Regions from separate parts of the Mus musculus genome. Here regions 1, 2, 3, 5, 6 and 7 are each linked to region 4. A link is a loop called in an ENCODE intact Hi-C map of the cell type or tissue named here. Cell type or tissue: heart. All regions are shown on one strand. Region 1 holds the start of Mrps24 (mitochondrial ribosomal protein S24). Region 2 holds the start of Ccdc117 (coiled-coil domain containing 117). Region 3 holds the start of Dbnl (drebrin-like). Region 4 holds the start of Gm11963 (predicted gene 11963). Region 5 has its middle 15 kb from the start of Mrps24. Region 6 overlaps Ube2d-ps (ubiquitin-conjugating enzyme E2D, pseudogene). Region 7 overlaps Ankrd36 (ankyrin repeat domain 36).

The links. A loop is a pair of places that touch in the nucleus more often than their neighbours do. Peaks named below come from ENCODE experiments on the same cell type or tissue, not always from the same donor. Only the 100,000 strongest peaks of a DNase experiment are listed, where the experiment ranks them.
Region 1: it touches region 4 in a loop (2.4-fold over the local background); 19 of 42 quality-filtered maps call a loop at or near these places.
Region 2: a loop joins it to region 4, with 6 times the contacts of the local background. A loop is called at or near these places in 6 of 42 quality-filtered maps.
Region 3: it touches region 4 in a loop (2.8-fold over the local background); 13 of 42 quality-filtered maps call a loop at or near these places.
Region 5: it touches region 4 in a loop (8-fold over the local background); 22 of 42 quality-filtered maps call a loop at or near these places.
Region 6: it touches region 4 in a loop (4-fold over the local background); 14 of 42 quality-filtered maps call a loop at or near these places.
Region 7: a loop joins it to region 4, with 10 times the contacts of the local background. A loop is called at or near these places in 37 of 42 quality-filtered maps.

The regions. Positions count from the first base shown.
Region 1 is chr11:5,705,497-5,709,496 of GRCm38, reverse strand. Mrps24 (mitochondrial ribosomal protein S24) reads left to right here and starts at 1,796. Exons shown (of 4, transcript NM_026080.3): 1 at 1,796-1,873; 2 at 1,942-2,010; 3 at 2,088-2,199. The coding sequence starts at 1,835. In heart, no CTCF peak of the experiment used is centred here; a DNase peak (open chromatin) is centred at 1,796; H3K4me3 peaks cover 1,510 bases; H3K27ac peaks cover 965 bases.
Region 2 is chr11:5,540,615-5,544,614 of GRCm38, reverse strand. It overlaps Ccdc117 (coiled-coil domain containing 117), which reads left to right and starts at 2,398. Exons shown (of 5, transcript NM_134033.2): 1 at 2,398-2,738; 2 at 3,192-3,242. The coding sequence starts at 2,557. In heart, a CTCF peak has its summit at 2,271; a DNase peak (open chromatin) is centred at 2,344; H3K4me3 peaks cover 1,964 bases; H3K27ac peaks cover 1,624 bases.
Region 3 is chr11:5,786,952-5,790,951 of GRCm38, reverse strand. It overlaps Dbnl (drebrin-like), which reads right to left and starts at 2,469. Exons shown (of 13, transcript NM_001146309.1): 1 at 2,310-2,469. The coding sequence starts at 2,392. In heart, a CTCF peak has its summit at 2,141 (motif pointing right); a DNase peak (open chromatin) is centred at 2,491; H3K4me3 peaks cover 2,502 bases; H3K27ac peaks cover 2,413 bases.
Region 4 is chr11:5,483,722-5,487,721 of GRCm38, reverse strand. Gm11963 (predicted gene 11963) reads right to left here and starts at 1,842. Exons shown (of 3, transcript NR_166837.1): 1 at 1,634-1,842. In heart, a CTCF peak has its summit at 2,299 (motif pointing left); DNase peaks (open chromatin) are centred at 1,801 and 2,261; H3K4me3 peaks cover 800 bases; H3K27ac peaks cover 645 bases.
Region 5 is chr11:5,690,441-5,694,440 of GRCm38, reverse strand. No RefSeq gene overlaps it. Among named protein-coding and RNA genes, the nearest start is that of Mrps24, 15 kb to the left of the region's middle. In heart, a CTCF peak has its summit at 2,480; no DNase peak of the experiment used is centred here.
Region 6 is chr11:5,776,754-5,780,753 of GRCm38, reverse strand. Ube2d-ps (ubiquitin-conjugating enzyme E2D, pseudogene) reads right to left here. Exons shown (of 7, transcript NR_015577.1): 5 at 119-548. Among named protein-coding and RNA genes, the nearest start is that of Dbnl, 9.7 kb to the left of the region's middle. In heart, a CTCF peak has its summit at 2,074; no DNase peak of the experiment used is centred here.
Region 7 is chr11:5,627,613-5,631,612 of GRCm38, reverse strand. Ankrd36 (ankyrin repeat domain 36) reads right to left here. Exons shown (of 27, transcript NM_023816.3): 16 at 2,207-3,286; 17 at 818-911. Among named protein-coding and RNA genes, the nearest start is that of Ankrd36, 60 kb to the right of the region's middle. In heart, a CTCF peak has its summit at 2,327 (motif pointing right); no DNase peak of the experiment used is centred here; H3K27me3 peaks cover 437 bases.

The DNA.
Region 1 (4,000 bases), 220 kb before region 4:
TTCATGTCTACATAATGGATAATGGAACCAGCGCTCAACTGTACAAATATAACAGGTTTGCCTCTTGGTAAGTGCAAAATCAAAGCAAATCTAGCCAAGACACGAGTGGAGAAAGACTGATGACCTATGGCAGACAAGGTGGCACATACCTCAGCAGATCAGAGCATCAGGAGTTCAAAGTTAGTTTGTGGTACACTTCTAGGTCAGTTTGGGATCCATCAGATCTTGTCTTGAAAACAGTATTGCCTGCCGCAGGCAGGAAGCACTGGGGTTATTTCCAAAGCAACGCCCTCTCCGTGAACAAGGGAAGAATGACAATTTTATCCAGAGAACCTGTACGCATTTGTCTAGGAGTTGACTTATTTCTAAGAATGACCAGTTAGTTCCTGGTCATGGTCTTTTATTTTGAGACAGGGTTTATTTACTCTGTAGCCTTGGAGCCTGGAGCTCCATATGTAGACCTTGAACTGATAAAAGATCCATCTGCCTCTGCCTTCCAAGCACTGACATTAGAGTGTAAGTGTCCACTCCCATGGATGCTTTGAAGGAGTTCCCAGCCAGGTGTGGTGGCACACCCCTCATCCCAGCACTTCAGAGGCAGAAAAGGTGGATCTTTGTGACTTTGAGGCCAGCCTGGTCTATAAATTGAGTCCAGAATTTGTTACACAGAGAGCCCTTGTCTCAAAAACAAAAACAAACAAAACAAAACAGTCCCCCAAAACAAAAAACCAAAGCAAAACAAAAAATCCCTTCATTCAATATTTTGTTATAATGAGAGTCAGACTCTAGAGTCCATGTGCTTTCTTTAGTAGAGTGAGTTCTTCACGATTCTATTCCCCCCTTGCCATTAATAATTACTCAATAATAATTACAACGACATTGCTCTAGCCTCATAAATTTCCTTGCCATTTAAAATTTTCTTCCTTGGGTGGCTCCACCGCAGAAATAGACCCTCAACACACTGCCTCTTTACTTTAAATGATTAGGAGCCAACCCAGCAACCCCTTTTCTGGGATCTGCTCAGCATGAAGGCAAATGACTATTCCCAGCCCAAAGGAGGCTGACGCTGTCATATTGGATATTCCTGGAGAGTACGCGGTCTCAGGTAGGAGCACAAGCACGGAACAGCGGGGCCTGAGGGCCGGCGCGTTTTCTCTTCAATTCTCTAGAGGACATTGAAGCTGTTTCTACCACCTCTCTATGAGGATAAAAACTTCATGGCTTTTGTTTGTTTGTTCTGTTTTGCCAGAACGGGTTTCTCTCTGTAACTCAGACTCTCCAGGAACTCGCTTTGTAGACCGGACTAGGCTGGAATTCAGAGACCCACCTGCCTCGGCCACCCGAGTGCGGGGATTAAAGGCGTGCGCCACCATGTCCAGCTACACCTCAGTTTTGTTTTTTTTTTTTTTTTTTTTTTTTTTTTTTAAAGATTTATTTATTTATTATATGTAAGTACATTGTAGCTGTCTTCAGACACTCCAGAAGAGGGAGTCAGATCTCGTTAGGGATGGTTGTGAGCCACCATGTGGTTGCTGGGATTTGAACTCTGGACCTTCGGAAGAGCAGTCGGGTGCTCTAACCCACTGAGCCATCTCACCAGCCCCACACCTCAGTTTTATATCACCAAATTTTCGCATTTAAAACCCAACACCAGGTCCGACCAAGGACTAGCTGACAGTATCAGGAAAATTGCAGGACGTCCCACACTCCGACCCACGCCACGCCCTCTCCCTCGCCACGCCCCGCCCCCGCCCGTGTTCCCGTTAGTTCCTGCTCTGAGGCCCCGCCTTCCTGCGGCTGCGCACTGACGCGTCCCGGGTCGCGCCGGCCCAAGATGGCGTGGTCCGCGTCGGTGCGCGGGCTAGGGCAGCGGGTGAGTGGGCCGCGGGCGGGAGGGCTGGGGCGCCATCCGGTGTCCGCTCACTCCCCGCCTCTCCGCAGGTGCTGGCCTGCAGCCGGGAGCTGCCTGGCGCCTGGCGCACCCTGCACACCTCCGCGGTCTGCGCCAAGGTGAGTGCGGCGGCCGGGTCTGGGGGCCGCGAGGGCGGCTGGGCTGGGTCTCCCCGTGACCGCACCTTCGCTCCTAGAATCGGGCGGCGCGAGTCCGCGTGGCCAAGGGGAACAAGCCGGTGAGCTACGAGGAGGCGCACGCCCCGCACTACATCGCACACCGAAAGGGCTGGCTGTCGCTGCACACAGGTGAGGGCGCCTGGGAAGGACTGCCACCCTGGTGGCACGGGTCACTCTTGAACGTACTCTTCAAGGCAAAGAGCCGAACTTTTGGGTGGGAGGCCGGGCGTGACGGCGAACGCGCTCGGGAGGCCGATCTTGAGTTTAAGGCCAGGTAAGGTTACTTACTGAGACCCTGTCACATTTAGTTAGGGGACTGGAAAGATTGCTAAATGCTGTGCCGCTCTAGCATGAGGGTGCAGCCTAGCTCCTAAATGAGCACTTGGTGCCACAGCTCAAGGGGTGTGAGGGTGAAGGAGATATTTGGTTCTTGGGGGTCACTGGCCAGCCAGTCTTGGAAGAGCAGCTGTTTTGCTAGAAAATAAACGAGCAGCAAATAGTGATAGAGGAAAAACATTGGCTGTTAACCCCTGGTCTTCTCCATGCGTCTGTCAAGGGAGCAAGCCTGCACACACACTGTACATGTTACCGACAACAGAACATATGAGTGATGGGCATATTAGGATGGTGAAAGAAAGGAATTCTTGCATATTGAAAGGAATTTGAATATTTCTTGCTAAAGTCTCATTTGAGCCTCCATAGAACAGTATTTGCATGCTTACAAACAAGGTTTGACAGTGCTTTTTTGGCAAGCCATAATTTACAGATGTGTAATAGCCCGGAGGCGATGCGGTAGTGAAGTCTACATAGGATCCTAGACCTGGAAGAGTGTGCCCTATGTAATGCGGTGTTCACCCAAGTACAAAACTGCAGGAATGTGCTACAGTCTTCATGGCTCACAGAACCCGTATTTTTAGGCTTTTTTTTTCTCCCCCTACTTCCTATTTTGTATTTTTCTTGTTCATTTCCATTTCAGTATGCATGTTGTGTGTGTATATGTATGGATGTGTTCAGTTTGTCTGAGTCAGCCCTCTCCTACCATATGGGGCCCCAGGGATCAAGCAAGCACCCTTGCCTGCTGAACCATCTTTAAGAGAGTGTGGCAGTGTACCTCAGGCTGCGCTGGAACTCTCACACGCCAGCCTCATTTTTCTCAGTGCTGCGAGTATAGGTGTGCACCTGTCACCTGCCTGTTTATCTTTCAGTGATGCTGGAGTTTTGACTCCCGGACAATAAATTGTCTATCCACATTTGTATGTGCATGCTCACGTGTGAGTGCAGGTGTCCGTGTATGACCGCCTTAGGCCAGTCCTTGCCTTCATCTTGTTTGAAGCAGGGTCTCTTTCTTGTCACCACCTTTGTGTGCCAGGGTAGTTGGCATACAAAGGTCTGGAGACTGTCCTGCCTCTGGCTGCATCTCACGGTGGGAGCGTGGGGGTTGCAGATGCTGTTACCACTGTCCTGAGCTCTGGGCCTCCAGGTTCAGGTCCGTCTCAGGTTTGCAGGGCAGACACTATACCCACCCTGCTGTCTGCTCAACCCCTCAACCCTTGCATATGCTTACAATGTATGATTAAAATTTATCTGTAACCTCCAAGTCATTCAAGGTCACTCAGGGAGGTGGGCAGAACAAGGCCCCCAGCCGAGGTAGAACAAGCTTATATTGTAAAATGTGCCCTTTTGGAAGTTCAGAGCCGTATTTCAATCATTACTGTGCCTTTGTGTTGGGGACATGGCACTTTGTGTGGTCCTGGGATGCTGTCCAGTGTCTGTGAGCTCAAGAAGACTGACCTGCGTACGGAGAAAATTTTGTTAATCTTTCCTTTTTTTTTCAATTTTTATTTTTATTTGTTTATTTTTTTTATTTATATGAATACACTGGAGCTGTCTTCAGACACACCAGAAGAGGGCATCAGATCTCATTACAGAT
Region 2 (4,000 bases), 57 kb before region 4:
CCCAGAGGGTCTGCGGCATCCTACTACCTCTGATAGGTGGGTGGTGGGCAACAAAGGTTAAAGTGTTTAAAAACCATCATTAAAAATAAGGTTTGAAAAAATTAAAGTTACACATAGGTCTTGGGTATGGACCTGGCCAGTATCCAAGTTCCTGAACACTATTTAATAAAGGCTGCTTCAAATTTGGCTCAAAAATTGTGGTAGTAGTCTTAGAGCAGGGAAGTTGGTGTATGGGCAATTCTCCATTCTTTGGCTGAGGTGGAAGGTCCTGGTAGTGTCACGTGATACAGACTCACACCGTATTTTGCCGAGGCAAGACCAGTGGGAGGACACGTGATGTTTGGAGAGTATGGATAGGACTCAACGCACAGTGACTGTATGGTTGGCCACTGCATAAAGCATTTCTTCGCCCCTAAAACTTAGCTCTCAGACGTTGTTTTTTTTTTGGGCGATGGACTTCTGGACCCGAGTTAGATAATGATACTATTAGGGCAGCCCCAGAGTTGTCCTGAAGAATTCTGCAGGTGGTCCTCAAACAACATTATTCTGTTACCTCAAATTCAAGATGAAAGCAAGCCACTTGATAATTGTGTCAGGACACAGACATGTAGAAGGGATAGTCATGTCTCATTTCCTATCTTGTACCTTCCCCAAACTGGTAACTTCCTAGCATGTAGCAGCCACAACGTGTGGTAGGACAGTAGAAATAGTTTCCTAAATTAGTCCTCATATCCTATCTCATGCCTTCACTGGTCTGCTAAGAGAATCCTTTCTAAGCTCAGAGACTTCTACTAAAGTAGATAAAAAGAGGAAATTTCCTATGTGTCTCGAATTATTTGAGTCACAGAATTATCCTAAATTCCTAACAATTCATTCCAGTCAAAGGTGCTGTTTTGTTCGTTTTGGAGATAGGGTCTCACACATCCATTTCATGTCCTTCTTAGCTGAGGCTGCCCTTCCATTTTTAAAATCCTCCTGCCTCAACCTTCCAAATGCTGGGATTACAGGTTTATGCCACCCGACCTGCTCATACAAAGTTGCCTTTATGAACTTTACTTCCTCCAAATCATTTATCACTAACTCAACTCCCCCAGGCTAAGACACTAACTCACTTCCTTAAGTCCACTCTAGTTCAGTTACTGGTGTGTCCTTGATAAATCTTTGGCTAAATGGCATTGACAATGGTATAAGCCACTCAGTGATGAGTGATGGGATCATTCTTTAAGGCAGAAAAAAATGGGGGATGATCAGTGGTAGGACTGACCAATCAATCCTCCACTCCATTGGTCCAACCTAAGCAGGGGACATTATTAACCATCTTTGGATATACAAGGCTGAACTTCTGCTTTTCCCCTCCAATTGCTCTCCCAATCTCTGGGGGTTTTAGTAATTGTCCATGGGATCCAATACATCAAAAATTTCATTTATGATAAAACACAGAAACAATTGAAAGATAGCATTACAAGTACACACATGTAGAGTTTTCTAAGCCTTGACATCCTGTTTTGTTGTTAAGGCTGAACTCAACCATTCTCTTGCTTCAACCTCCCTATAGCTGGGATTGACTGGAAGTATGTGCCACACATCCACCTGCTTCATGTATAAATATTGTGGTGGAGTACATGCACCCTACCACTCAGCTGCACTTCCCTCTCGGAGTTTTATTAGCTTTTAATTTTCTATTTGTTATTGTTATATGTGTGCATGAGAGTGCATGTGTAACCAGGGAACAAAACCAAGCCAGTCCCCACCCCCACCCCACGAAAGGAAGTTCAAGAACAAGTTTCTAGAGTTGGTTTTCCTTTCACCATAGATTCTAGAATAATAACTCCAGCTGTCAGGTCCCACTCCTAGGCATTTTTTTTTTTTATATTTTGTTTCGTAACAGTGGCTGGCCTGGAAGTCACTATGTAGACCAGACTGACCTAGAATTCAGAGATTTTCCCTCCTCTGCCCAGAAAGTGCTGGTATTAAATGTGTGCACCACTATGCCCAGCCCCACCTCTAGATTTTTAATTCATTCACTACTCACTTCAACTCTGAAAACATTTTTTCTTATCCTGTTTACTACAGAAGAAACAGAAACGTGTAACTTTTTATTTTGGACTGGGTCCCACGTAGACTAGGCTAGCCTAGACCATGCTACTTAGTCAAAGTCTGGCTTTGAATGTGTCTGATTATCCTGCCTCCACCTGATAAGAGCTGGGAATCCACCACGCCCAGCTCAAACGTTCTGTATAGGGATTGGGTGTCTGTCATTCTGGCCGGGTGAGGGCGACCTGACCTCCTGCAATTCGTCCGGTACACCCCCGGCCATCTTGCCTGTAGTCCTTAAGGACCACAACTCCCGGCATGCCTCACGACAGCGGCCCTCTATACACAACAAATCCCGACGTGTCTCTGGGCGGTCCGGAGTGGAGGGTTCTAGAAGGCGTGAGGTTGGGGGGCCGAAGAGGGCTCAGAGGCAGGTAATCGTGGGTAGCGTTGGTGGCGGCCACTGCGGAGTCTGGGAAAACGAACGACTGGGGTCGCGGACGCAGCCTCGTCTGGAAAGCCATGGCAGCCCTCGGCCGGCCCTTCAGCGGCCTCCCTCTGAGCGGCAGCGCGGACTTCCTGCAGCCGCCACCGGCCTTCGCGGGCCGGGCCTTCCCGCCAGGAGCCGCCGGCCATGACCTGGCCCCGCGGCCCGGTGTCCGCGGCGCGCCGAGCAGCCCGGGCGGGAGAACAGCGCGCGGACGGTGAGCAGGCGGGGCGGGCCCGTTAACCTCTCGGGACGTTAACCGTGAGTCCCGGGGCGCAGGGCGGGCGACCCTCGAGGGTTCTTCGGCCTGGACGCTTCCCTCCACACGCGCGGCCGCCGGCTGCCGGCCGGGACAACTTTGAATGCCTCTGGGACACTTGGGTCCCTCATCGGCAATGTTGGGGGCAGAAATGGGTTTGGAGCGAGTGCTCAACTGTCACTGCCCCGACAGAAGTGACAACTTCAGATTTTCTTGTCTGAGGTTATTTTATTCGGAGCCCCTGGCAAATCGTGATCACCTGGGACCTGTGTGGGTCTATCACGGCCAAGGAAGGAATGTTCAATTTGTGGCGGGAGATCCGGATGAGTGAGGCGACAAATACATGGTGCAGAAACGTTACATTTACGTTCCAGTCGTGAGTGACTGGTTTGTTTTTGTTTGTTCCAACAGTGTTTCCATTCACTGTAGAAAGAAACACAAGCGGTTGGCGGAGGATGATGAGTAAGTATCCAGACCAATTTGTCCTCTTTGTGGTCGCGGTTAGTTTAACACGTGTATCCTATTTGAAGTGAAAACGGTGAAGCACATGTATCTCTTTAAACTGCTGACATTGTTTGCCTTTTAGGGGCAGAAACTGAGTGGCGGGCAGGTAGAGGAAAATGCGCATGCATTTTAAACTGTCATTTCAGACACAAAAGTATTAAACCAAAACAAAAAGAAAATCCTAGGCTCTGTATTGGAAGGGTTGGTGTTCTCCGCGGAGGTAGTAACCATGTAACCTGTTCTCTTTCTCCTTAGGAAGAGTCCAGAAACTTACAAATTTTGTAGCCAGATACCTGGTCACTCTGCAATGCTTTGGAGTAGCTTATTCCAAATGAGTATATACAAGGTCTACCTGTTGGTTTTTGTTAAGATCGCCTGTCTGTGGAGCCGTGTCTAACCAGGGCTGTCCTCAAACTTATTAGATCTGTTTGCCTCTGCATGTTCAGATTATAAAGGCCCACATGCTACCAGGCCTCAATACCTGCCTTTTCTTTTTTTTCTTGACCATTACTATTATACAAATTCCAGATGAGTATGTGGAAGTTAGAGGACAGCATTTGGAAATTGGCTCTCTCCCACCATGTGGGTTCCAGGATCAGATTCAAGTTGTCAGTTTAGGGGCAAGTGTCCTTACTCATTGAATCGTCTTGCTTTCCTGCTTTTCCTGTGCTAAGGGTCACCTAGGGTGATCACGCTAGGCAGTTACAACCCCATTC
Region 3 (4,000 bases), 300 kb before region 4:
TTTTCTTACCTTCAATAGAACTCTCACCTCTTCTTTTAAATCAGTGTGAACAACGCCTGGTACGTGTATGCTGACTGGACTGCAGCTATGAACAATTCCTAAAAGGTCCGACCCATGGAGCTTAACTTCCCTACACCTGATGCTAATGTACAGTGTACACAGAGTGTAATAGGAACCAGATAAGCACAGGTCATGCCAGGCTCTTCAGGGAGGAGGCTGAAGCTAGATTATAGATGAGAGAAACTAAAGCTATGGCTCTGGTCTACAGTGTCACGGTACCAGCTCTGTGTGTGTGACCTTTTTTGGCTACCAAATTGAAGACTACCTCTTTTTGACAGTCTCTTTTTCTGCATGGCTTAATCCATCCATCAAAACATATGACAGCTAGGCACAAGGGTCTACCTGACCATGTTAGGGAAGAGAAAAAGCACACACACACACACAAACACACACACACACACACACACACACACACACACACACACACACACACAGAGTCCATGAGGGTTCCCAGCATGTTTCTTATTTGTATCACAAAGAAATGAAACTAGGAGAGAGGACAAAGTGACTATCACTTTAGTCTCAGGGAACTCCACAGTCTTTTCTGGCCTCTGAAGGCATGCATGTGGCCCATGTACTAGGAATTTAGGAGGACTCTCTGAGAAGACAACCCTAGCATAGAGACATAAAGGACAAGAAGCAATCAAGATGATGTATATGTATGTTCCATGCAGGGGAAGCAGCAAGATCAGAGGTTCTGTTTGATGAGGAACTAGCTTGCAGTTTTGAGGAAGAGAAAGACTTTGGTACAAGGGTGGTCAACAGGTGTGGCCAGAGTAGTAAGCAGGAGGGGCAACAGGAACCAGGGCAGACAGGGTAAGAGTCTGGGCTTTACTAAAGTGCAACAGGAAGACACTGCATTTATGGGCAGGGAAGTTAAGATGGCCCAGATATTCTCTCAGCTAGCGAGTGGGGACCTGCCACAAAAATCTTGCTGAGTGACTACTGAAATGGCTGTGACAGTGAGGGTGGAGGCCAGAGGCTCGTTCAACTGGAGTGGCAGCACCGTCTGCATACAGTACTGTAGGAAGCTGGGCAGTAGCATGGCTGCTGGGGCAGATGAACAGTGTATGGGGAAAGAGCAAGATCTGCACCCTCAGAAGGAACAATGGGTGGATGAGGCAGGACAATGTCAGACCAAGGTGGAGCAGATGATTCTAGTAGGAGGCTCAATGTGTGCTCGGGAGACAGACACAGGTGAGATCGTGGCCAACCTGGTCTACACAGTGAGTTCCAGGCCAGCCAGAGCTACACAGTCTCAAAAGCAAGCAAGCAAGCAAAGCAAGCAAGGTCAGTGAAGAGTTATAAGCATGGGTGAAGGGCACTGCTAGCTAGGTTGTGAGGTATTCCCCAAACAGTGATGGTTCTGAGACGACTAGAGGGCCAAAAGATAAAGAGGAGAGACAACACAGTAGAACAGAAGAGATGATTGGCCAGAGTTCTGCAATAGGGGAAGTCTCCAGGGAAGACTCAACACAGGCAAACTCAGTATAGCGCCCCTCAGTGCTGACCACAGGGTAGTGGTGGCCCCACCAGAACTCCAAAGTCCAGTTTGTGTTCCCCAGAATTTGTCCACCTGCCATACTCATCAGATGTCTGAGAAACTGAAGCACTAAAAACTGGCTAACGGAAGCATGTTAAGTAAACGGAAAGTGAAAGAGAATTACTATAGACTGGTATGCATGTAGCAGAAACCTAAGAGGGCTCAGCAGGGCCACTCCAGAAACTTCAGATCTAGTTCACAGTACTGTAATGGCTCCTGGGGTGGTGAAGGAAGGATGGAGCCTTTTCTCAAACAGGTGACAGGATCCCATTTTCAGTCCCAGAATCAGGGACCCAGACCTGTGACATCCTTGACTGAGCCCTGTGTGAGCTCATGACCTCAACCCACTGCTCACGCCGCTTTCAAGGTCTCTTCCTGAACTCAGGGTTTAGAAGACGTGGTTTCCGCCTTCCAGGGAGTTGGGGAACTGCGCGGGACCCCTTTGTCCAGTGAGGTCCCAGAAACGCAGAGCCTGGCGGAAAGCAGAAAGCACAACCAGGCAGAGATCTTCAGGGCAGAGCCGACCGACCACTAGGTGGCAGGGGAGAGGCCCGGGGGTACTCGCCGGGGGGACGGCGGTGGCGAGGGTGGGGTAGCATCTCGCTAGGCTTCAGGAAGGTGGACAGGTGATCCTGCAATACTACGGCTACGCCGCGACCTCCACCTTCCCGCTCTGGCGCCTCTCCGGCCCCGCCTTGCTGCCTACCAGTCGGTCGGGGATTTCTCGGTGACTACGCGCACGTAGGCCTCCTGCAGCGCCGGCCCGTTCCGGCTCAGGTTCACCGCCATGGCACGCCCCACGGTCCCCGCGATGCAGCAGCTTCAGCTTTCTGCCGGCCTCCAGTGACGGCCGGAAGCCCCGCCCCGGAGGCCGGAAGCCTCGCCTCTGACGTGCAGAAGCCGCGCCCAAGAGGCCGGAAGCGGAAGTGGAGAGAAGGCGAGCTAGGCTGAGGGTAAAGTTGAGGCGGGGTGCTGGTGAATGAAGATCCACGAGAGGCGGGCCTGCCCGTAGGTCCTCGTTCGTCCGCATCTGCAGGGCGTGGGCTCGATTTAGAGCTTCACGCTGGTTCGTCTCTCATTAGTTAATGTATTTTGTTTAAGAGCAAGCTGTATGCGCGCAGGCGCCTCGGAAATTTCATCTGATAGTCGGACATGATGGCTACGCCTTCAACCCCAGCCTAGCCCGGTGTACAGCGCAAGTTCCAGGATGGCGAGGGCTAGGCAGAGAAGCCCTGTTTGGAAAAACCAAAGAAGAAAAGGAAAAAAACATGAATCTGCTGTGTTAGGCGTAGAGGTACAAGCCTGTGATCCTAGCGCGCAACTGGCAGAGGCAGAAGCTTGAGTTCTAGCCCGGCCTGGGCATTGCCTAGATCTTCTAAATAAAGTAAAATGAAATATTTGATGTGATAGTGGGGTAATGAAGAGAACCTGCTTTGTGCTTCACTTCTATTTCCAGACAGTTGCCTGAACGTCCCTATGAGAGACCATACTCTGTTGTCGTAAACTAAAACGAACCCTTACTTCTCTAAACTGCTTTTAGCTAGGGCATTTTATCACAGCAACAGAAATGAAACTAGAACAGTGGGGGTCGAAGTTACATTTAAAATGTTGCAAGAATGGGGCTGGAAGTGTTGTTCGTGTATTTAATCTCAGCACTGGGGAGGCAGAGGCAAGCCTGGTCTACATAGTTGAGTTCCAGCCTATCTCAAAGACAAAAAAAGGGGTGGAGGGGCTGGAGAGATGGCTTGGTGGTTAAGAGCACTGACTGCTCTTCCAGGGGATCCAGGATTGATTCCTAGCACCTATGTGGCAGCTCACAACCCTCTGTAACTCCAGCCCTAGCCCTCATCTAGTCTCTGCTGGGACTAGGTATGGCCATGGTGCACTTAAACAATCACACAATATAAAAATAAGATGGGTGTGGTGGCACATGACTTCAATCCCTGAACCTGGGAAGCAAAGGCAGATAGATCTCTGAGTTTGAGTCCAGCCTGGTCTACATAGTGGATTACTGGCTATAAGTGAGTCCCTCTCTCAAAAAAGTATTAAAAAAGAAACTTCTGGCTGGGCAGTGGTGGCGCACGCCTTTAGTCCCAGCATTTGGGAGGCAGAAGCAGTTGGATTTCTGAGTTTAAGGCCAGCCTGGTCTACAGGGTGAGTTCCAGGGACAGCCAGAACTATACAGAGAAACCCTGTTCCGAAAACAAACAAAAACAAGAAGAAACTTCAGCTCCATCTAGCAAGCCCAAATCTTCCAAGAGAGGTTATTATGTGTGTGGTATATGCACATGGGCCAGGGTAGATGCATACTACTGTGCTGTTGGAGGCCAGAGGACAGTGTCAAGTATCCTGCTCTTTCATTATCCACCCTATTCCTTAGAGGCAGGTCTCTTACTG
Region 4 (4,000 bases):
GGGAGGGGAGGGGGAGGGAGGGGGAGAAGGAGGAGAAGGGAGAGGAGAAAAGAAAATATTTTAGCCATATACTACACATTACACCAACAACCAAGAACTCACAAGGCACAAGCAGAACTGACTTCCTTAGGGTAGTAGCATATAAGCCAGAGGTGTTTGCTGCCAAGCCTGGCAACTTGAATTCAATCCCCAAGACACAGGATGGAAGGAGCAAACCGATTCTCAAAAGTTGTCCTCTGGCCGCCACAAGTGTTCTGCGGCACACATTACACACACACACACACACACACACACGCACACGCACACGCACACACTCACACACACACACACACACACACACTCACACACACACACTCATTGATAAATAAATGCAGTAAACACTTGTGATACAAAATACACTGAGAGAATGAAGGGCAGTGGAATTGGCTTAAAACTGGAACTCAATCAAATCCAGACTTGAAATATCAACATAAAACAATAAAAGCTGGGTGCATAGTAGATACTTGTAATCCTAGCACTCAGGGGGTGAGACAGGAGGATCGCCACAGATTTTAGTCCAGCCAGGGTCACGGAATGAGATCTTGAATAGATAGGTAATGCATAGAGAGACTAAAAAAACAAATGTGGCCAGGCGGCAGTGGCACTTTAGTCCCAGCACTCGGGAGGCAGAGGCAGAGGCAGGCAGATTTCTGAGTTCGAGGCCAGCTTGATCTACAGAGTGAGTTCCAGGACAGCCAGGGTTATACAGAGAAACCCTGTCTCAAAAACAAAAAAAAAAGAAAGAAAAAAAAATGTGAATGGATAGCAGTGTATTATTTTATAGCATATACTTATTTAAATGCATAAAATAACAGCAAGGAGGTTCCTTTTGTGGAATAAGACTGAGGGGAGGGATGGGGCTGGAGACATGCATGGCTCAGCAGCTAAGAGCACAGGGAGCTCTTGCAGAGAACCCAGGTCCGGTTTCTATCATCCACACGGTAAATCAGCAGGCTGTTAACTCCAGATCCAGTGCCTGTCTTTCAGCCTCCATGGGCACCACACACAAATGTGATGGGCACACATACATGCCGGCAAAACACTCATACACAGGTTTTGTTGTTGTTTGTTTTGTTTTGTTTTGTTTTGTTTTGTTTTGTTTTGTTTTATGTAAAGCCCAAGGGAAGGGAGGAATAGGAGGCTGGGTTTGCTTGCTGTTCAGTGCTATAGACTGAGCCTAGGCCATGTATGTGCTATGCTATCGCCCTAGCACAGCAAGCTGGGGTTTGTTGTAAGCTTGGAAAATTACCTTAAAGAATAAAACAAATACAGGTATGCATATATATATATATATATATATATATATATACAGTTTGAAAATGGAAGGCTAGAATTAAAATAATCAGATCACATGCCTACTGAGCTGTTTTGCATGCCTGTCTCCCACTGAGAAAAACTTGGGGTAATTTTAGGACTCAGAGCACCCAGAGAGAGGAAGCAGGGAAATGAGCCTTGGGGGAGCCAATTTCCCCCACCCCATGTCTCTACCCCCAAATCCCCCCAACCCCTCACAGCCACCCCACCCCCACAGTCTTTAACTCCTGGGCCAGGCTCTTTTCCTGATACTCGTTGGAGTTTGAGATGGCAGCGGTACCTCACAAAGCGCTCTTGGTCCTTGATCCCCCATTGCTTGCCCCTCCTTGGCCTCCATCATGACGCTTGTTCAAAACCCACTGTCTCTGGATTTCCTCATTCAGACTTCAGACTCATCCCCACCCCCCACGGGGGCAGGCTGCCAGTGCCCGGCTGCCCGTGCCTGTTCCCTAGCCAGCACGGCCAGGCAGGAGAGTCTCCCTGCCTTTGAGAGAGGTGCTCATTTCCTCTTCCGGTTCACTCGGGAGAAAATACAAGTATCAGTGGAAAGCCTAACCTCGCTGATCTTGGACTTTGAGAGTACATGGTTCATAAAGTTTGAAACAAACAGAAAGTGGGGTGCAGAGAGGGTGTGCATCGAGGATCAATTGTGCCAAGCAAGATGTTTGCTGGGGAATGAGCGTCTCACCTGCCGATAGCCACTCAGGAGACAGTGTCTCTGGATGTAGGATTGCCTTCAGTTGTGTTTTTTTTGTTTGTTTGTTCGTTTTTTGTTTTTTTTGGGGGGGGGTTGTTTTTTTTTTTTTTTTTTTTTTTTTAAGTGTCCCACATTGCTCTGTATTTCCTCCCTTCTCGTGGATTGGCCCCTGGGGAATCATTGAGCCAAGGCGCTTGACAAAGGTACCACAAAGAGCTGCAGAGCCATCTAGTGGCCACTCGTGCTCACTGCAAATACAAGGGTTCCCAAAATGGTTTGCTCACACCCATCTGGAGCCATTTTGTGACATTTTTAATCTTTAATTATGTGTAACCATGTGTGTCTATGTATAGGTATGCGTACATGATTCTTCATGAAGACCAAGGTATTGAATCTCTTGGAGCTGGAGTTACAGGTAGCTGTGAGTCACCAATCATGGGTACTGGGAACTGAATTTAGGTCCTCTGTTAAAAGCAGAAGGTGCTCCTAACCACTGAGCCACATCGCCAGCCCACGAATCTTACTTATATGTTTTATTTATTTATTTATTTATTTATTTATTTATTTATTTAAATCTTAAACTGCAGATCATAAAGGACACTTAACTCTTGCAGAGGTAACTCTGAGATAAACTATGTGGCTGTTTTAAGCAAGGTAGCAAAGAGAGAAAACTGCCTTCCAGCCTGGGGACAGAGTCACCAATGTCGCCCAACTGAAACCCATCTCCCTATCAAGAATGCGCTGTATGGAGGATTTCAGACTTACAAGACTGGCAGATCGTGGACCGGATGGTGACCTACATGAAGCTGGGACTCTCTGGGTTCTTCCAGCCAGAGGCAGCGGTGAAGGATGGGGCTGAGGGCAGTGTTAGGTGTCGAGTGCTATCAGACACATGTGAAAATGGACGCGCATCCTTCACTACCTCAAAGCCACACACCAACAAAATTGGCCCTTTCACTTGCCCATCAGCCCCTGCAGCCCTGCAAACACCGTGGCACTCGGCACTGTGGCACTTGGCACTGTGGCACTCGACACTGTGGCACTCGGCACTGTGGCACTCGGCACTGTGGCACTCGGCACTGTGGCACTCGGCACTGTGGCACTTGGCACTGTGGCACTCGACACTGTGGCACTCGGCACTGTGGCACTGGGCACTGTGGCACTCTCTGCCATATTTGAGGCAGCTATGTAGGTTATTCCATATGGCCAGTGAGATGCCTTAGTAGGTAAGGATGCTGCCCACCAAGTCAGATGGCCTGAGTTTGATCTCAGGAACCCACATAGTTAAAAGCTACATGTAGCAGCATGCCTGCAGTGTGAGAGAGAAGGTAGAGATCAGAGTCTCACCCAGAAGCTGACAGGCTAGCAAGCACATGTGTGCACGCATGCACATGCACACACGCAAATACACACACTAAGCAATTTTTAAAAAGACAACCATCTTTCTGGGTGTTGTAGTAAACGCCCTTAAATTCCAGCATTCTGGAGGCAGAGACAGGAGCATCTCTGCAAGTTCAAGTCCAGGCAGGCATATACAATGAGACCCTGTCTCCACAAGACTAGTAAATAAATAAAAACCATTTTACTTTATGATGTTCAGAAATCTTCTAGTAGCATCTTACATTTAAAAGTTTCTAGGAATAAAACCAAACTGTTTGCTAATATATATATATATCACATATATTTAGATCATGGTAGAATACCTATAATGTAAAATGTAGCATGTTACTTTTTTTTGAAACAGGATCTCATGTAGTTCAGACTGCTCTCAAATTTCAGATATAGTTGAGGATGGCTTTGAACTTCTGACCCTCCTGCCTCTACTCTCCAGGTTCTAGAATCACCATAATGGTTTTGGTTGTTTTTTGTTTTGTTTTGTTTTGTCTTGTCTTGTCTTGAAGGACTGCTGTGTGATTTCGTTGGTTGGTTTGTTGTTTCTGTGGTGGTAGT
Region 5 (4,000 bases), 210 kb before region 4:
ATCCCCAGCCTACCTCCCAGGTGTACCCAGTCCTTGTAAATTGCAGACCGGCATACAACAAAGGTGGGAGCATGGCAGTCTCCAAGCAGGCATGGCACAGGCAGAGCTAAGAGTTCTATGTCTTCATCCAAAGGCTGCTATTGGAAGACTGACTTCCAGGCAACTGGGTTGAGAGTCTTAAGCCCACACCCACAGTGACACACCTATTCCAACCAGGTCACAGGTGCAGATGGTGCCACTCCCTGGTCCAAGAATATACAAACCATTACACAGGGTTTCTCTGTGTAGTCCTGGAACTCACTCTGTAGACCAGGCTGGTCTCGAACTCAGAAATCTGCCTGCCTCTACCTCTGCCTCCCGAGTGCTGTGATTAAAGGCGTGTACTACCACTGCCTGGCTCTGTTTTATATTGTTTTTTATTTTAAGCGTATGGGTGTTTTTGCCTCTATGCATGTCTGTGCACTGTTGTAATTTCCAACCCCAATAAAAATACACAATCCAATTATTATAATTATAAGCTATATGCCTAGGTTGGGCAGATCTAACACTGTACCATATGAGTTTTCAGTTCCCACAGAGGCCAGGGGAGGGTTTTGGATTCCCTGGAACTGGAGTTAGAAGTGATTGTGAGCTGCCACGCGGGTGCTGGGAATTGAACCTGGGTCCTCTTGAAAGAGCAGTTAACATTCTTTGCCAGGCAGCCCTCTCTTCAGAGTTTTTTCCCCATGGGAATATGGGTGCCTTACCATTGTCCACAGTGCTGAAGATGTTTGTCCTTCCATCAACCGTTAATGGTGTATAAATCCTCAGGGAGGAATAGGATCCCACAGGCCCCTACTTCTTCCCATGATGGTGTTTAGGCTCAGCCGTCAGTTCCGCGGGTTTAGGAGTGCAACAGTCAGCCCAAGCTCTGTGCTGGGATCGGCGTCTTCCCTTCTGTTCTTCTTTTCTCTAAGCCTCGGAGGGAGAGGAGCAGATGCTCCATTTATGGCTAAGTTTTTACCCATCGTTTATTCCAGAACTTTGACCAGTTTTGACCAGCTGTGACCAGTCTCTGCAGCCTCTGCTGAGTGCTGCAAAATACATACAACCCAGCTTCTCTGACCCATGCTGATATCTCTGATCTCTGGGACAGATGTAAACTTTCAGAAGGACATGTTTAACGACATGTCCAAATTCTGCAGTAACCTCTCATGCCTAGAAATCCACTCAACTGCCCATGGTGTCCAATTGTATACTTGATTTTTTTTTTCTAGTTTTCAGTCAGGAAGCCCAAGAATTCCATGGCTGTGGCATTGTCCCCAACTCACATACACACTGGCTCAGGACTTCTCACTAGGGCTCTTCAGCTCCCACAATGCCCTACTGACAAACTTGGGTCTCCAGGGATGCTATTGTTGCTCACGGGGTTTATTCAAATGGTTTTTGATCATTGCAGATCAAGGCAGAGCGTTCCTCCACTAACTTGGATGAATTATGGAAGTACTGGCAGGACTTGGTGAGTTCATGCTTAAAAAATAATTGTAAGATTCTATTTTAATTATGAATATGTTTGTATGTGGCTAGTCTATGTGCAGGTGCCTGAAGAAGCGTCGACCCCTGGAACGGGGTTATAGGCAGTGGGAAGTGAGTGGTAAAACTAACTGCCTCACTTATGGGAGCATTTCTGAATCAGCAGAATCAGCAGAGCCATCTAGGGCCTCACTGTTTTGGGTTTTTAGCCATGTCGCTCCCCGGGGAGACCCTGTTACCCTCTCATTCTCCCCAGATGCTGTCACCACAGGATTTACAGGATTTCATCAGGCTCTGCCCAGGAAGTCTCTATTCCCAGTTTCCAAATGAGCTGCCTGTGTGGGGCAGTGGGCTGCACACAAACACCCTGGTCTCCAGTTGAGCTGAGGTCTTGAACCCGGGTGGGATCCGGTGGGTGGTGATTTCCACCTACATGGGCGTTTGATCTTGTCTCCAGGATCCCTGGCTCCTGTCAAAGTTACCGCCCCCACAGTCCCACCCCACCCCCAGGAGAGGTGTGTGGCTATCAGTCATGTAGCTAACAGCACCAAGCCTTCTCACATGCAAATAATGTTCCCCCCAAACTCTCAGTTCAAGCCAGTGATAGATACCTGCTGTCGAACCCTGAATCACCCCTAAAACTGTATATAAATCTTATCCAGGGAATTAAAGGTGTGCGAGAACTACTCCTTCATCTGAGTCTTTTGTTCCAAGAGCTGTAACACATGGAAAGAGAGATCTTCTCTCCCAGAGAGCCACCTGAGGTCCTCACTCTCATGGGCCCAGCCCCACCCGACTCAGTTCAGAGCAGCTCAGAGTTACCATGAGACCTGGAAGGCGCGGCAGAGACTTCGTCTCCCTGCCTGCACTTGCTTTCCTTCTCTGGAACCCTCGCATCAGGCCTGGACAGAGATATCCATGGAAAACATCTGGTACCCAGGCCCACATGCCTGGACGGTTCTGAGCAACTATAGGTGGCGCTACTGCTCTTCTGGAAAAGCAAACTGCAGCTTTAGCAGACCTCTATTAACAATAGAGAGCTACTGGACTCTGAGGGACATGGCTGTGTTCTGAGTTAAAACTATATCTCTTGGGGCTGGAGAGATGGCTTGAAGGGTAAAGAGCAATTCCCAGAACTCACATGGAGGCTCACCACTATCTGCAACCCCACTTCTAGATCCAAGGGACAAGGAACCCTCCCCTGACCTCCACAGGCACCAGGCACAGAGACAGTGCTCAAACATCTGTATGGGCAAAACACTCACACTCTAAATAAAAGAGAAGGAAATCGTAAAGATGACAGCCACAGCAGGCTCCACATGACAGTGACGTTCCAAGTGGTCGCAGCAAGACTGGTACTCCAGGTTCTGGAATGGGGGAATCACCTTTCCTGGTTCCCTAGAGGTTTCTGCAGTTGGCTGGCTTTCTGCTGAATAACTTGCCCCAGGAGCCACCAGGAAAATCGGTTGTTACCAGACTTCCCTGAGACTGTTAGGGGATGACAGTAATCAGCTGTGCCAGGACAGACAAAACAAACAAACAAACAAACAAACAACAACAACAACTGGAGCCTAAACCCTTCAAGTATCTGCACAGTCCACCTGAAACTGGGATAAAGTTAGCGTTTGACACTGAGTGAGCATTTGTTTTAGAATGGCAGCCTCTAGGGAGAGGAGGAAATGGGCTGATTTGGTGATCAGAGAGAATGATAGTGGTTCCTGAGCCCGTTCTGTGACAGTACTAAAGCCACTGAGGGTGGGGCATGCATGCTTTTCCTGTAGGTCTACACATCCCTTCACACTGACCTGAAGAGGAAACTTCTAGTTTCTTTGTACAGTCACTTGTGTTAAATGATGTTTTGCCGGGGCACGCAGGTAAAAGGATGCTTTGCTAAAGCAAACAGGAACAGAGGCCAGATGTTTAGAAAGAATATAATTATGACCCCACAGACAGTGGCAGCTTGAGTATCGGTTTGCTTTGCTTTGCCTCGGAAGTCTTTGTTGAGTATAGGCTCATATTGGCTCATCTTATATTTCACTGCTTAGCTGTGGTGGCATCATAAAGAGACACTCACTAAAGAACTTCTTGTGAGGTTTCTGTGGCTTCTTGCTGTTTCTGAGGACTTAGGCAGATTGGCCAGCCTTGAGGTGTCTTCTGAATTGAACTGCCATTGTTGATTTGTGTGTGGTCTTTGCAGAGTGCACTGGAATGCAGCTGCTGATTTGTGTTTGGTGTTTGCTGGTGGACTGGACTAAGAATAATGCAGATTGAATTTGCTCCAAAGAACTGTTTCTAAACAGGTTCACTAGATAGGTCCATTTCCCCTGTATCCTAATAGCCTTTCTTTTCCACTAAGTCTGGTGGGTGGTGGCCTAGAGGGGAGGTTGAACCCTTATTAAGGTAACCCTTATTAAGGTAGGTTGTGAAAAGCATACGCCTACTCCTATATGCCTACATCGATACACTGACACCTATACACCTGAGACAT
Region 6 (4,000 bases), 290 kb before region 4:
CAGCTTGAATTCTTAATGCCGTCCACCAATAAGCTCATTATAACTTGTTTTGGGAAAGGAAAATGTCTTTACACACTAGAGCCCAGGCCATGTATTTGACCTTTCAGAGATGACTCACAGTCTGCTGGTCTGCAGATGAAAAAAAGTTTCATATTTGCTTTCCGACTTTTAGGTGAAAATGCAAGTAAAGTTGATGCTATCTTCTTGTACCCAGGTGACAGTTCGGAGCATCACAGAACAGCTGATGGCTGAGAATTACTGGCATGGGAACTGTGCTTCGCAATGCCCTCATCGCCTTACAGCATGGAGAATGAGGGAGTCACAGGACTGGGCAGGGCTATGTGATCTGGGGAAGCCATCTGTTCTTCCTCAGCTTCCGTGTCCACTAGTCAGCAAGGGGGACCAGTAGACCAGCATGCTCAGTCCATGCCAGTGTCTCTACCTTTAGACACAGTCAGTGCTGGGGACCACTGTGACCTCAGGATGTCCAGGCAAATGCTGCCATTGCTGTTGATATTAGGGTGATAGATTCTGGTAGTGAAAGCAACCTGTAAAAACAAGACATGAAGTCAGATAAGCCACAGGGAGATCTGGAAAATAATCCAAGTGAGGAGGAAGTAGCTCCTGCTGAGCTGTGTTGGCAGTGTACCCAGCGCAGTTTCTAACGGGGCACACACAGGCAGGCAGCCTTACGGGAAGTAGAAGCACCCAGACCCATTTCTTACTGCATTTTCACTTTGAACATGGCGGACTGATGCCAACCTCCCAATGCAGTATGCCGTGACTAACAAGCAGAGTGGGAGAATGAACCCAGAAGCCCAAATATCTATGAAAAAAAACCCAACTCTAATTATGGTTACAATGAAGAAGCAGTCAGCATAAGAAACAGCCACATAAAATTCACCACTCACTCTTTGCTTAACTACTTTAGTCTGGGTGGCTTAGATGGGAAAAACAAAACAAAAAAACCCAAAACCCCCCAAATTTTTTTTGTTTGCTTTTATGAGACAGGGTCTCATTATGTAGGTCTGGCTGTCCTGGAACTCACTATGCAGACCAGGTTAGCCTCAAATTCACTGAGATCTGCCTGCCTCTGCCTTCCAAGCGCTGGGATTAAAGATGTGTGCCACTGTGTCCAGATGAAAATTTTTATTTCAGCCATCATTGGTTTTGGCTGACCACCAAGCATAGACATTTTGTTGTATTTGTTGTACTAAGATGTACCATTAACAGGTAATCCTAGGCCCCACCCCTTTAAGATTCTCTTCTCCAGAGTTCACCTTCCAGTCTTAGGCCACACACAGTACCTTGAACCTGCCTGATCTGACTGTAAACAGGGCCAGGCCTGGGTAGTGCTTGGACAAGAGCATCTGTCACATGCTTAGTATTGGCCTCTCCCACACGTTTAGGCAGCGTCTGTGTCGCCCAGGCTGACCTACAACTCGAGGAATCCTGAGCAGGCATATAACTTTACATCTTGCACCAGCTTCCTGAGTGCTACGGCTGTTCCCCACCACAACCAGCTCACACATCATGCCTTAATACGATCTCCGTGGGTCTGAGCTCTCTCGTGGGGAACATGCTGATGTGCCCTGGTAACATCTATATGCATGCTGCAGAGAACGGCATAGCCATTGCCAGCTGGAAACTGAGCATCTGTGATTTTACACTTGAGAACTCCACGGCCTGGGGCCTCCCGACAGGCCCTTGTGGAGGGGAGGAAGGGTAACTCTGCCAGTGGGTGGCCCAGAAGGAGGGCTGCTGGGAAAGGGTAGAAAACTCATTTTTTCTTTCTTTTTGTATGAGTTATTTTATATATGAAAGTACACTGTTGCTGTCTTCTCAGACACATCTGAAGAGAGCATCAGATCTCATAGCAAATGGTTGTGAGCTGTCATGAGGTTGCTGGGAATTGAACTCGGAACTTTTGGAAGAACAGTCAGTGCTCTTAACTGCTGAGCCACCTTTCCAGCCCCCAAGAAAATTGATTTAAAGATTTATTCATTTTTATTTTCTGTGCACAAGCATTTTGCCTGCAGGCACCATGTGTGTGCAGTGCCCACAGAGGTCAGAAGAGGGAGTCTGAAACCCACAAACTGGAGTTATAGATGGTTGTGAGGTGCTGTGTGGGTCCTCTGGAAGAGAGGCAAATGCTCTTAACCACCGAGCCATCACTGCAGCCTGGGAGAGATCATTTGTTGATTGTATAGCCACCCCTATGTTACCTGTTCTTCCAGAGCTAACTTCTGTTCCTTTCAGTAATCCCAGCTGAGCTCACTGCTCACCACGCTAGCCTTGGGAAGTGTCATTCTTGTGTTTGTTTGCCACAGCTGCCCTATCTAGGCTGAATACACATCTCCCCACGAGACTAAGCTGATACCAGAGTTGATATGGAGCCCATGAATGATTCTCCACACCAAGGACACGTGTATTTTAACTGTCTAAGGAACCTGATTCTCAAATCAGGTCTCCCTTCAGTCCTCCTACCAACTCTACCAATGAGTCCTAAAATATACTTAAAAAGAGTGTGCAAGGGCAGTGTGAGTGCAGATCTCAATGCGGATCTGAGGATCTTCTACCTCATGGTTTTCTCAGGCAGGGCCTGACTTCAAAACTTCAGCTGTTATCTGTTTCAGTGACTTTTATAACAACCACACAGTCTTGTCCAATTTCTCCTAGGGTCAGAAAAATCCTTGTCTAAACACTGATACATTTTCTTTAAAGGTAAACCCTTTACTCTTTTAAGAACCACACCGGCTGGGCGGTGGTGGCACATGCCTTTAATCCCAGCACTTGGGAGGCAGAGGCAGGTGGATTTCTGAGTTCGAGGCCAGCCTGGTCTACAAAGTGAGTTCCAGGTCAGCCAGGGCTACACAGAGAAACCCTGTCTTGGAAAACCAAAACAACCCCCCCAACTGTATAGTGTGTGCCGCCGTGCTGGCCTTGTGTAGTGTATGGTGTGTGCCGCCGTGCTGGCCTTGTGTAGTGTATGGTGTGTGCCGCCGTGCTGGCCTTGTGTAGTGTATGGTGTGTGCCGCCGTGCTGGCCTTGTGTAGTGTATGGTGTGTGCCGCCGTGCTGGCCTTGTGTAGTGTATGGTGTGTGCCGCCGTGCTGGCCTTGTGTAGTGTATGGTGTGTGCCGCCGTGCTGGCCTTGTGTTTTGAGACAGGTTTTTCCTATGCAGCCTAAGCTGGTCTCGAGCTTGAGATCCTCCTGTCTAAAGCTTCTAAATCCTGGGAGCACAGAGCTGTATTAGGACTTTTGAGGTTTTTTGAGGCAGGGTCTCATATAGCCCAGGCTGGCCTTGGACTCCTGATCTTTCTGGATCTGCCTTCCAAAGTTGGGATTACACGCATAAGCTATCTCACTACCTTTTGCAATATAATAACAATTAATAATAATAATAATAAACACAAAACATGTATGGAGGTAGAGGCCAACTTTAATTGGTTCTCAAGTTGCCTCTGCCAAGTTCCTTACCTGATGCCCACATAGTGGTTATGCAGACCCCACTGCAGACCCCACTCTCAGCTGTAACACCTGGGCCTCCTCTCCCCACAGGAATTTCCTGCTCTCTTAAGATGTCCATTGTAGTCGCCTCCCTACTTGAACTTACACAGTGCCTGCTCATTAGAGAAATACCCACTGCCACCTGGCTCTTGGTGCCAGCCACTGCTTGAGTGTCTTTTTTGGCATGTCTCTGTATTCAATTTATGGGAAGGTAAGCTCAACCGAGTGTGGGAAGCCCTGATGTGAAGAGCCATGTCAAGAACAAGATAACCCGCACGCAGACAGGCCTCCCAACAATACACCTAGCCCCAGGTTGTTGTGGACTGGTTCTAATGCTATTTTGTTAATTCGGCTCCCAAAATTACATGGTGTCTTAGTCAGGGTTTCTATTCCTGGACAAAACATCATGACCAAGAAGCAAGTTGGGGAGGAAAGGGTTTATTCAGCTTTCTCTTCTACATTGCTGTTCATCACCAAAGGAAGTCAGGAC
Region 7 (4,000 bases), 140 kb before region 4:
TTTATGTGTAATACCCTCTTGCTCTCATCAGAAGCATTTGTGTTCATTTTGTGACAAGTTCCCTTCTTTGCTGCAGCCAGGTCCTCAGTGGCGATGACTACACAGGTAAACTGATGTCCTTCCTATGTGCCCCCTATATTCTATCAGCAAGTGTACTCTATCTCCAACAAGAGAAGTCAAGTTATTTACTAACATTTGAGTCCGGAGATGATAGCTCAGTAAAATTCCTGACAAGCAAGCATAAAGGACCTGAGTTCAAATCCTCGCACCCACTTAAAAGCTGAGTATGGCTGCACAAATCTGCAATTGTAGCACAGTGGATGGAGGAAGGCACAGGTCCCTGGAGGAGCCTGCTGGCCAGCTAGGGAAGGTAACTGATAAACTCCAGGATTAGGGGTAGGGTGAGGGGACGAGGTCTCAATAGATCAAGTGCAGGAGTTGGGGGGTGAGGTGAGAGCAGAAAGATGGCTCAGTGGTCAAGGCATTCCCTGTCAAGTGATCTCGAGACAGGGTTTCTCTGTATAGCCCTGGGCCTGGCTGTCCTGGAACTCACTCTGTAGACCAGGCTGGCCTTGAACTCAGAGATCTGCCTGTCTCTGCCTCCCAAGTGCTGGGATTAAAGGCCATGGAAGTCCCAAGGAGCATTCAGAGGCATTCTCCTCTTGTCCTGGAATGACAGACACCTGGATCCCACTTTTCTTGTCCATTCCTTTTCTCCTTGCATTTAGTTAGTTCATTTCTTTGGCTATAGGGCACATGTTTACCATTCAGTCAGTGCCTGCTAGTCCCAGTGACTTTCAGGATGGCTCACCCTTACCTGTTGCCTGTTCCATATCTAGATATCGCCCTTGTTGATCTGTGGCATCAGATATAATCCCCTCACACTTGTTTAGCAGATTCTCAGAGACACTCTGAAAAAAATCAATACCCATAATTAGTCTGTAAACATTTCCCAAGTATTTCATAATATGATATCTGAAGTTTTCCTACTCATCATTTCTTTATTTTTTACTTTGCCATTAAAAAAAAATCCTAGAAACAAAAATGTCATACACTAAAATTAACCAGACCTAAAGACTTAAAAGTTAGTAACTTAATGAAATTCCTATTTGGAAAGCCACTGTTTTGAAATTAAGTAAAATGTTAAGTTTCTGAACATGTCTATAGAGGATCTTTTGTGTAATTTCTGGATCAAGCCAATATCTTTTCTTCATATGGTGACCAAACTTTGTATAGAGTTTGTAGGGTCTCTGGCCATCAAATATATTAACCAAAACTGGATGGCACACCTATCTCAACAAGGAACTACACTTCAGGATGTCTGCCTTTGATTCTGTATTTTGCACTAAAGTTAAACAACTATATAAAATACTTTAAATGAAAATGTATATGTATATTGCCTGTGTCACTCAGACTGACTTCCAACACAACTTACAGGGTTGGCGTTGTCATCGTGTGCACACCTGCCTCATCCCTGCCAATGCTGAGGTTACTAGTGTGTGCAGCCATGCCCAGAAAATGCCCAAAATGTTTCCCACGGCCCTACTTTTGTTGCAAAGCTCCATATTTGCCATGACTACATCTTGGTGAACATGGGCATGGGATGGTAGGACTCTCATTTTGGTAAACAAGAGTTTCGACAATCTAGATATAAAGTGGGAAATCACTGATGGGAGGTGGTTGACTAAAATGTGAAAGTAGTAAGAAAAGTACTGAGAGGGGTTGGTGGGATGGCTGTTCTTCCAGAGGACCCAGGTTCGATTCCCAGCACCCATGTGCTGGCTCACAATCTTCTCTAAGTCCAGTTACAGACATGCATGCAGGCAAAACACATACTTAGAATAAAAGTAAATCTAAAAAAGCAAAAAAGACCACCATGCAAATATTAGATCTGCCATGGGATTATCTCTTCATTTCATAAAACCACACAGTATTTCAAGTTTGGAGAAGAAGGAATGTTAAGAGCAGTTACTTACTAAAAGTCTACAAAATGCCAGGTCCTGAATTCACACACTTCCTTCCTAGTATCTCAAATGACATACCTAGGGTGGTTTAAGAAGCGGAGGCCACGGTGTTACGTTCCTTTGCTTAGGAAATAGAGTAGTCTACAAGGCTACACAATCTCATGCAAACACACCTCTATTTGCTTAGGGGAAAAGACAACAGGCAACAGGCATGCAACTCATGACAGCAAAAGAACAACTACCTCGCTTTCAAGGTGGACTTTCTCCCAGGCCAGGATCTCTTCCTCCAATATCCTGAACTCACTGTCGGATAGCCTGCCTCGCAGTTCTTCATCCGCGAAAGCTCTAGTTGTTGGGCCACCAGGGGGCGCATCACTGGCGGTTCCCAAGGTGCGCGCTGGGGCTTCAAAATTGCCCTTGCAGGGCAGTGGCTTCAGGAACAGGTCCTGTGTGCCTTTACTTTTCCTGTACATGTCGCTTGCAAGGGCAGAATCACCCCAACTTTTTACTTCGGTCACGTGACTCCTTTCTTTGGCGTTTGAAAGCCTGTTGGCATCACTGGACTTCAGCATGTGTCTGATATCTAACTGCCAGTCGGTGCGTTTTGGTTTCATAGTTTTTTGCGACTGGCTCTTGAACTCATGGCCTTCTTGCTTTTCACCCATACGTACTTCTGGGCACTTACCTTTTACCTTTCTGCTTTCAATGTTTTTAGAAGATTTCTCTTTTCTTTTGTGAAAAGATTCTCCCAATTCAGATGCGTTATTTTCACAGTCTAATTTATTTCTCATTAAGGGAAACTTAGTAAGTGACTGGCCACTGTAGTCCACGTCCTGAGAGGACGAGGGAGATGGAAAGGCATTTCCAAGGCCACCTTCCTCCTGTCTGGGAGAGGTCTGCAGTGTTACAGAGACCAGCGCAGCGCTCACATCTCTGTCGCCACAATCAAACATATTGTAGGCCAGGGTAGTGGGGTCCGACGTCAGGTGAGTTTTTCCTGAGACATCAGGTGGTCGCTCTTCCTTGAGGTAAACATTAGCGTTAACATCTTCATAGATCTCGTCACCCTTCTGCGTTGGCTTGTTAATGACACACTGTACAGTTTCTTTACCCTCCGGGTTTTCTCCTAATGTCAACTTTCCCCCAAGTATTTGGCCCTTAGCGGATTTTGAAAGTCCAGACGTATCTTCCTCATCAGAAGCCGTGTCCATCTCTGGCCCCTGAGATCTTTCTTGAAGTTGTACAGGTGGAGGGCTCGTCTGCTTGGCTTGATGCTGGGACGCCTTGGGTGCCAGAAGATGCCTCTCTAACCTATCCTCGTCCTTAGAAGTCATAGGGCAGGAACAAACAAACAAAAAGACTTAATGCGTACCATTTGGCTTTTCATAGTATGCGTTTAGATACACAAGAACCATACAAGCAAAATTAACAAGTAAAACTAGTTTAGGGCTGGTGAGATGCCTCTCAGTGAGTAAAAGGGCTTCCACCAAAGCCTGGGTACAACCCCCAGAATCTACATGGTGGAAAGAGACAAACAACTCCTCCAAGTTGGTTTCTGATCTTATCTTCATGGGATGCTGAGACATGGACATGCTCCCACACGGACAATAAATAAATGTAAAAAAAATAATAATAAATATAAATCCCTCATTTACTTCAGTCCTTCCAGAAGAATCTAGGACCCAGAAGACAACACTGTCACTGCTACTAGACTGATCCTCACTGATATGTGCTGGGTAATTTTCAATACTACAAGAACATTTATTTCACCATCCTTTAAATACTGATGCTTACTGACATTTAGTCTCTGAGAATGAGTAATTGAATAGTAGGTGAACTAAGATTGTTTACTTCCATAACGGTGACACCTTACATGCAAAACCAAATTAACATTAGAAGAAAATTCTAATGCTATGTTTGAAGAGCTGCAAATGCGACGGGTTTCTAAGTCTTCCCTGTTGAGATGCAGCTTCAAGAAGTATGGCAAGCTTTGCTGAGAGCACACGCACAACAACTCTGATGTATCAAGCACCCAA